Regions from separate parts of the Homo sapiens genome. Here region 1 is linked to region 2. A link is a loop called in an ENCODE intact Hi-C map of the cell type or tissue named here. Cell type or tissue: PC-9. All regions are shown on one strand. Links, peaks and the distances in the headings refer to the core of each region. The heading gives the core; the rest is flanking DNA. Region 1 has its middle 24 kb from the start of TMEM178A. Region 2 overlaps MAP4K3-DT (MAP4K3 divergent transcript).

Region 1 (4,403 bases), core at 74-4,073, 94 kb before region 2:
AATCTCCTTTTTTCAAATGTATATTTAGTTGCAGAAGTAATATATATTAATTGCAAACTTTCTAGTACTACAGAAATGTAGGAAGCCAAAGTGCTGGTCCTGGCCGGGTCTGGTGGCTCACGCCTGTAATCCCAGCACTTTGGGAGGCCGAGGCGGGCAGATCACCTGAGGTCAGGAGTTCGAGACCAGCCTGGCCAACATGGTGAATGCCTGTCTCTACTAAAAGTACAAAAATTAGCCAAGCGTGGTGGCGGTTGGCTGCAATCCCAGCTACTCGGAAGGCTGAGGCATGAGAATCACTTGAACCTGGGAGGTGGAGGTTGCAGTGAGCCAAGATCACGCCACTGCACTCCATCCTGGGCCAAGAGCGAGACTCTGTCTCAAAAACAAAACAAAACAAAACAAAACAAAAAACAAAGTGCTGGTCCTTCTTTTACCTGGTCTAACTCCACTTTCCAAAGGTAACACTGTAACCCTGGTTCACACACATGGTTTTTTAAAACACAGAAATGAGATTTTATATATACACACACACATATACATATATATGCCATTTGATGTTTTCCTTAGCAATCTGTGATGGGCATTTTTATCCATATAAAGCTGCCTGGCTGTTTTTCACAGCTACATAATACTCCATTGCAAAAATGTATCATAATTCATCACTTCCCCATCTTTTTGACACTAGGTACCAGTTTTGTGGAAGACAATTTTTACACAGGACAGGGGGCGGGGGTTCAGGATGATTCAAACACATTACATTTATTGTGCACTTTATTTCTATCATTATTTCATACTCACCATAACGTAGAATCAGTGGGAGTCCTGAGCTTGTTTTCCTGCAACTAGACGGTACCATCTGGAGGTGATGGGAGACAGTGACAGATCATTAGGCATTATTAGATTCTCATAAGGAGCGTGCAACCTAGATCCCTTGCGTGTGCAGTTCACAATAGGGTTCACGCTCCTATGAGAATCTAATGCCTGCCGCTGATCTGAGCTCAGGCGGTAATGCTGGCCTGCCGCAGGTCACTTCCTACTCTATGGACAGTTCCTAACAGGCCACGGACCAGTACTGGTCCATGGCCTGGGGGTTGGGGACCCCTGTCATAATTTATGACCCCCTCCGATTTATGTTGTTTCCAATTTGTCTTTATTTATTTATTTATTTATTTATTTGAGGCAGGGTCTCACTTTGTCACCCAGGCTGGAGTGCAGTGGCTTGATCATGGCTCACTGCAGCCTCAACCACCTGGGCTCAGGTGATCCTCCCACCTCAGCCTCCCCAGTAGCTGGAACCACAGGTGTGCACCACCATGTCTGGCTAATTTCTGTATTTTTTGTGGAGATGGGGTTTTGCCATGTTGCCCAGGCTGGTCTAAAACTGGGCTCAACTGACCCACCTGCCTCAGCCTCCCAAAGTGCTGGAATTACAGACGTGAGCCACCGCACCCAGCCAATTTGTCATTCTTCTATACCATGCTGTAATTAACTTCTTTGTATGTGTGTATTTGTGGACACTTGAGTATTTCTGTGGAACTGATTTTAGAAGTCAAAGAGTAAACACCTGCGAGAGAGCTCAGAGAACCCAGACTTTGGTGTTTTCACTTTAAGTAACTGTTCTGATTTTCATCATTCTTTTGTCACCAACTATGCCTCTATGCAGACAATCGCACACAAATCCAAGACAGATACAGTATAGATCGTGCAGTTAGGAATGGCACTAGAATAGAACCCATTGTGTGGGTTGGGGAGGGGTTATCTGGCATGCTCTGCAGGGTGACTCAGCCCTCACATCCATTGCCTCTAACCCTGCCAAAATCTGCATTCCTGCTGACAAGCCGCATCTGTGTGTACAATGAAACTTTTGACCCCACCAGCCTAGGGTTGCTTTAAATATACCAGCGAGGTCATGTCACAGTTAGTGTGCATTCATAAATGACTTTGTAATGAATAAAAACAAGAGAAGCTCAAACTTCCACTCTGCAAATATGTCAGACTCAGTCTCCATTTGGAACCAGGGAACATCAATCTCTCACCAGCCAGGCAAGGTTCTGCCCAGCGGGCTGCTCACCACTCTAGCATCTCTCAGCTCCCACAGTCCCAGCCCATGCATCTGAATTCCACCTCCTGGGAAAATGCTGGAACAAATCCCAACTTTCAGAGTTGTCTTTAGCTTCGAGAAAATATTTTCAGGGATCTAGTTGTATTTACTGAACATTCATGGACCAATTCCTAATGTGTCTAATTTTTTAGACCAACTATAATTCACCTGTTACATTTGGGCTTTTGGCTGTGCTATAATTTTCCTAAATTGAAATATTTCTTATGCTCAAAGATCTCCCTGGTGTTCAAAAGCAAAATTGGTTTCCTATAAAAACTTGTCGTCACTGTCATTAATTAACAGAAAGCAGAATGCCTCTGTGTGTTTACCTTCACAAAGTGTATCCATGCAATGCATTTCTTTCCCAGAGGCATAGTTTATTCCTATATACCAGAAATTAAGAGTGCATTAAAAAAATGCATGTCTTTCACCAGCAGGGAAGTTTTGAGAAGGAGACTACTGTATTTCATGAAAGGACACCAGACACAGGGGTGTGAAAATTAAATAGAGCCTCTCTCTATGAGAAAGTAAATTATGTTATATTGTTCACTTTATCTGAGACTACTTTTCTGTGGTTTGATCCAATTTGCCAAAGAATATATGGGCTGATCATTCAACCAGTTATTAGCTATTCATTGGCCAGCTTTGTGGTTGTTTGACTTGGTAGTAATTCAAGGTAGAACATGTGTATGTTTGTGTGTGTGTGTGTGTGTGTGTGTGTGTGAGATTTTATCACTAGTTGTAAATTCAAGGATTCATAGAAAGAGTTTAAAGTTAGAATTCTTTTAAAATGTGATATAAATATATATATGTGTGTGTGCGTATATATATATATATTCCATTGTGTGTGTATACATACATAAAGGAATATTATTCAACCATAAAAAGAAGTAAATTTGCAACAACATGAATGGACCTGGGAAACATTATGCTAAGTGAAATAAGCCAGATGCAGAAAGACAAATACTGCAAGCGCCCACCTGCATGTGGAATCTAAAATAAAACTCACAGAACCAGAGAGTAAAATGGTGATTGCCAAGGGCACAGGGTGAGGGAAGGAGGAGGAAATAGGGAGATGTTTGTCAAAGGGTATAAAGTTTCAGTTAGGTAAGATGAATGGGTCCTGGGGATCTAATGTACATCATGATGTCTGTGTTTAATACTGTAGTGTACACTTTAAATTTGCTAAAATGGTAGATCTTAAGTGTTCTTACCACAAATAAAAAGAAAAAGAGAATGGCAACTATGTGAGGTGATAGACATGCTAGCAGTTTCATTGTGGTAATCGTTTCACAACGTATGCATATATCAAAACATCAAGTTGCACATCTTGAATATGTACAATTCTGACTTGTCAATTACAGCTCAATAAAGCTGAAAAAAAGAATTCTTTTAAAGACTGGTGCTGGAAAGTGAGACTAAAACAAATGTTCTCTGTGTGGTTTATGTTTCAGTCAACATGATTTGAGTCATGAAATATCTAAACTCATGAGCCATTTTGTAATATTAGTTACAGTTCTATATGCATTAGATGATTTTAAGTCATAGTGACTTCTGGATATGCCCTTAAAGTCTGCAACCACATTTTATATTATTTTTCCCTCTGTGACCTTTATAACAAGGTTAGGGATGTAAGTAATGTTGATAAGTACTAGACATTTGATAAACACTTGCTGACTTTAATTAGAGATGATTTCTTCCCCCCACTACTTATGTTCTATGATAGAAAACATAAAATATTTTAACTTAAAAATTCTCAGAATCTTTCAGGCTCATCACTCAGAAGAAGCAGGAGGCACAGTGGGGCTGCAGTGGAAGGAAATAGCCTTGTTGGCAGTCCTCTTTTCTTTCCCCCTTCTGTTGAGAGCAGGCCAGAGCCAAACAGAGCAATGCCATGTGTCCTGGGAGCATTGAGTAACATCAATTCTATTAAACTGAAGATGGGACAGAGCCCAGACTCTGGCAGGCAGGCGGTCTGCTAGGGCCTTGGCAGCAAAGGGCAGATAGGCATGGGCACGGTGAACCAGACTATAAGCCAGGCCAGTTGCAAACTTTAAGGTCCTGCATCCAGTCTGACAGGTGCCACTCACTGTCCTGTAAAAGGGTAAAAAGACCTGCAAGATTCACTCCCTGCCACCTGCCCCCTGCTCCATCCCTGCCTGCACTCTGTGTTCACCAACCATTCATTTCAGCCCCAGTTTCAACCTTGTACCTCTGTCTACCTGTGCTTTTGGACAGCAAACCCATCATTTCACCTCTAGGCTCATGGTGTTTCTTCTCCTTCTTTGTTTTGTAATAC
Region 2 (4,403 bases), core at 148-4,147:
TGCTGGTTTCTGGATTTTCAAAATATTCTCACCTCATCAAGGAATCCTGGTGAGAATGTCACCTACATGCTGGAGACTGCAAGAGCAACTGGGGCCCTTGAGAAGCTTTCTTTTTTCCTTTTTTTTTTTTTTTTGAGACGGGGTCTCACTCTGTCACCCAGGCTGGAGTGCAGTAGCACAATCGTGGCTCGCTGCAGCCTCCACCTCCCAGGGCTCAAGCGCTCCTCTCGCCTCAGCTTCCTGAATAGCTGGGACTACAGGCATGCGCCACCATGCCTGGCTGATTTTTGTATTTTTTGTAGAAACGAGGTTTCACCATGTTGCCCAGACTGGTCTCAAACTCCTAGACTCAAGCGATCCACCCACCTCAGCCTCCCAAAGTGCTAGGATTACAGGCGTGAGCCACAGCACCTGGCCAAAGCTTTATTTCTATGGCATCAGGGGAAGAAGGGAACAAATAATCCTTAGGTGATGCTGGAAGCTGAGTTTCATGGGTCACTGAGAAGTTAACTGTCACACACACCTGAACATATACCATGGATCAGAAACTGGACTATGGTGAAAGATACACATGGGGTAAGACAAGGAGTTCACAAGAAACTCACAGTTCAGCAGAGAAGACAAATACACAAGCCAGCCATTAGCAGATAAGGGCTTCCAGTCCCCACCTTTTCTCCAACATAGTAAATGCTATCTTTCCCTGCCTGCTGGTGCCTCCCTGGCCATCAGGGGAGTATGCAGCTTTCCTGGACACTTCCAGGACTTTGGGTTGCAGTCCTGGAGAATGAAAAGGTAAAGACCTAAGGAGGGGGCCTGCTATGCAGGGAGATTGGGCAGATGTACCAAGAAGGAGAGGAAGGGGAGAGAAAAGACGGAAGAGTAGAAGTAGGAAAGGCTCCAGGGCACTGTGATTGGAGAGATTTGATTGGAGAGATTTGGAGAGAAGGAAGGGGTTTCAAGAAATGTTGCTAGGCATTCCAGTCTTGATTCCTTTTAAAATTGTTTTGCAACTGTAAAGGTTGGGCTTCCTTTTCGTTATTTTGTGCTACTTGAACTGTTCCTTTTTATCGTCTCTTTGTAGAGACTGGACCAGCTCGGACCTCAGAAGCAGAACTCAGCTTTCCCAATGTGTGGGCAAATTACTCACATCACTCAGCTGTGATTAAAATCAACCCACTAGATCTGAGCCCAAGTGCAAAGAATGGAGATTGAGCAGGCTCAAGTCATAGTGGTTATTTATGTAAAAATAAAAAGCCAAACAAACATTGGGAAGGCAATGCCATAATCAGTGCTATTAAATATGGGAGAATGTGCAGTGAGGGAGGCATTGTGCCAGCCAGAAAACCAGCCTGGGCTGTAAAGCAGCTTCCCAACTTCAACCAAATATGACCACCTGGAGAACTGGTTAAAGTGCAGGGCGGCTACTATTTTAAAAAATTGTTTTAACAGAAAATAAGAAGTGTTGATGAGCATGCAGAGAAGTTGGAACCCTTGTGTACTATTGATGGGAATGTAAAATAGTGTAGTTGCTATCGAAAACAGAGTGGTAGTTCCTCAAAAAATTAAACATAGAATTACCATATGATTCCTTAATTCCATTTCTGGGTATACACAAAAATTGAAAGCAGGGTCTTAAAGAGATATAATACCCATGTTTATTGCAGCACTATTCACAATAGCCAAGAGGTGGAAGCAACCCAAATGCACATCAATAGGTGAAGGGATAAACAAACTGTTGTATATACATACAATGGAATATAATTCCGTCTTTAAAAGGACAGAAATTCTGACACATGTTACAACATGGATGAACCTTGAGGATATTGTGCTAAGTGGAATAAGCCAGCCACAAAAAGACAAATACTGTATTATTTCACTTACATAGGTACCTGGAATAGTCAGATTTATAAAGACAAAGTAGAACGGTGGTTGCCAGGATCTGCAGGGAAAGGGACATGTTGTTTAGTGGGTATAGAGTTTCACTTTTGCAACATGAAAAGTGTTCTGGAGATTGGTTGCACAATAATGTGAATGTGCTTAACAATAGTGAACTATATACTTAAAATGGTTAAGATGGTAAACTTTGGTATGGGTATTTTACCACCACAAGGATTTTTAAAGCAGGTTCTGGTTTAGTAAACCTAGGATGGAGCTAAAGATCCTGCATTTCTAACCATGTGTCATCCCCGACCCCTACTGACTTCAAAAGGGACAGTACCATGTATGAGAGGCCAGTGAGTTAGACCTAGAGCCAGTGAACAAGACAGAGGGTTTATTGAGGGGACTTACATACGGGGTGGTCCAATGGTAGCAGGCTGAACAGGAGAACTGCTACTGTTTGTAAAAAGCATGCAGCTTGTGTCGCGTTTTCACTTAGCACTTTTTCCTTAGTAACCTCCACTTGGCAACCTTCATTTAACCAAAAACAAAGGGCCTCAATAATCCCCTGTATGGCCTGGGGGTTCAGATGTTCCTCATATATAAGGAATGAATCGCCAGGTTGGTCACTTCCGGATTCCTGAGCTCGGAACTCCTAACACACATTCTTCTTAGACCGTAGGGTCATTCTCATGGTATGCTTAAGTTAACTTATTGTTATCCAGTGCATCCATCATGCATCATGTTTACCTTATCCTTTCCTGTCTATATACTAGAATCATCTAGGGATGTTTTTAAAATTCTGTAGCCCAGGCTACACCCCAGACCCACTTAATTGCAGTCTCTGGGGTGGGGCCCAGGCATAGGTGGCTTTTGAAGCTCCCCAGATGGTTCCAATGTGTAGAGAAGTTTGGAAACCACTGTTATCCACTGAATTGGTTTTCACAGGTTGAATCCATCTCACTCTATTCAAATAAAGAACTAACTGAACAACCCAGAACAGGGTTCTTGATCAAGGTCACGCTTCAGAATCGCCTGATAGAGCATTTAAAATACCTGTGTTTTGACTCCGCTACTTCCCACCACCCAAGAGATTTTAATTTAATTGATCTGGAAAAAGGCTCAGGAATAAGGTAGTTTTTACAGCTTCTCAGGCAGTTCTAACAGAAAGCTACTGTCTGAGATGTTTCCATGTTAACTGAGACCTTCTGCTCAGTCTACCTCTCTGCTCTCTGATGCTAGCCCGCCTTCTCAGACTCTGCCCTGTCCCCTTCCCTGTCCTCCATATTAGTCCCAGCATCCCACACTTTGAGGTTGGTTTGATTACACAAGAATTGAGGAGTGGCTGATGATTAAAGAAGCACAATCCCATTTAATCAAGTGTATCTGGCAGGTACTAAATGCTCTTAGAAATCACAGATTTGATACTTTTGTGCCAATTAGCTTCATGCACACAAAATTCTGATCTGTGGTCACAAAACACACAGTTTACTTAAGCCTCATGAGTCATTCATTACCAAAGAAGTCAGAAAAAGGGTGATTGGTTCATACAACCTGTCCTACTGTGAGGGTGGAGTATGCAGGGAATTTTTACACTGTATACCCTAATTGTGTTTTATTCGTTCAGTCATTTAAAAATATACATTTGTTGAGAGCCTACTATGTTTCAGGCACAGTTTAAAGTGCTTGAATAAAACCAGCATGTACTCCCTCAGCTGTGAAAGTTGCCCTTTCCCAGATTAGCTTTAAAATCTAAAGACTTCACATGAAAATGGTTAAGGTGGTAAATTTCATGTTATATGTTCTTTACCACAGTGAAAATTAAACTGTAAGAAAAAAAATCGAAAGATTTGTACCTTAGATGTGAAACAAGGAATGCATTCACATTATTATCTGGATACACTTTGGGATGGTCAAAAAAATGTTAAGCATATTTACAAAGTCACTTTATGAGGTACGGGAAAATTATGGGAGCCATTGCATAATATCTGGGCTTAACAATAGCACTATAATGCAGAGCTTCAGCATTCCGGCAGCATATTAAACCATCTCTAATGTTCGACCTACAGGTTTATGCAACCTCTGGGGCACAGTGTCAGGTGGGGCTAAAAAGAAAACACACTTTATAAACATTGATTGCTTCTTGCTACATCTTGCTAATGTAATCTGTGTTGCAGATTAGAATTAGCATAATATTATATGGGTAATGCCAGACAAAAATGGCCTGAGCCACAGTGCTGTTTTTGGATTTGGTTTTATTCTTCAGGAAGTCACTTTAAGAAGAGCATAGCACGACTTAGTGTTTTCCTGCCAAGGTTGTAAGGGAGGACAAGTTCTCTGCCCTCTCCTTGTTCAAAGAATAAATTGTGAGTAATAGGCTACATCACTGCATCGTGTATGAATGCTCCTGGTCAAAGAACATTTAACAGAATTGTGTTAGGTCACGGGCTTGGTTTTGTTTTTGTTTTTTAGTTCCATTTGACCTTTCAGATCAAAACTGTGACTAACCGCAATGTGTGGGACAA

Evidence for each region. Hi-C counts contacts between places; a loop is a spot of excess contacts. Peaks named below come from ENCODE experiments on the same cell type or tissue, not always from the same donor. Only the 100,000 strongest peaks of a DNase experiment are listed, where the experiment ranks them.
Region 1: a loop joins it to region 2, with 11 times the contacts of the local background. A loop is called at or near these places in 1 of 110 quality-filtered maps.

What each region holds. Positions count from the first base shown.
Region 1 is chr2:39,639,928-39,644,330 of GRCh38, reverse strand. No RefSeq gene overlaps it. Among named protein-coding and RNA genes, the nearest start is that of TMEM178A, 24 kb to the left of the region's middle. In PC-9, for the core only: no CTCF peak of the experiment used is centred there; a DNase peak (open chromatin) is centred at 1,790.
Region 2 is chr2:39,546,105-39,550,507 of GRCh38, reverse strand. All of the region lies in intron 5 of MAP4K3-DT (MAP4K3 divergent transcript), which reads right to left. Among named protein-coding and RNA genes, the nearest start is that of MAP4K3-DT, 110 kb to the right of the region's middle. In PC-9, for the core only: no CTCF peak of the experiment used is centred there; DNase peaks (open chromatin) are centred at 2,447, 3,367 and 3,857; H3K27ac peaks cover 2,404 bases.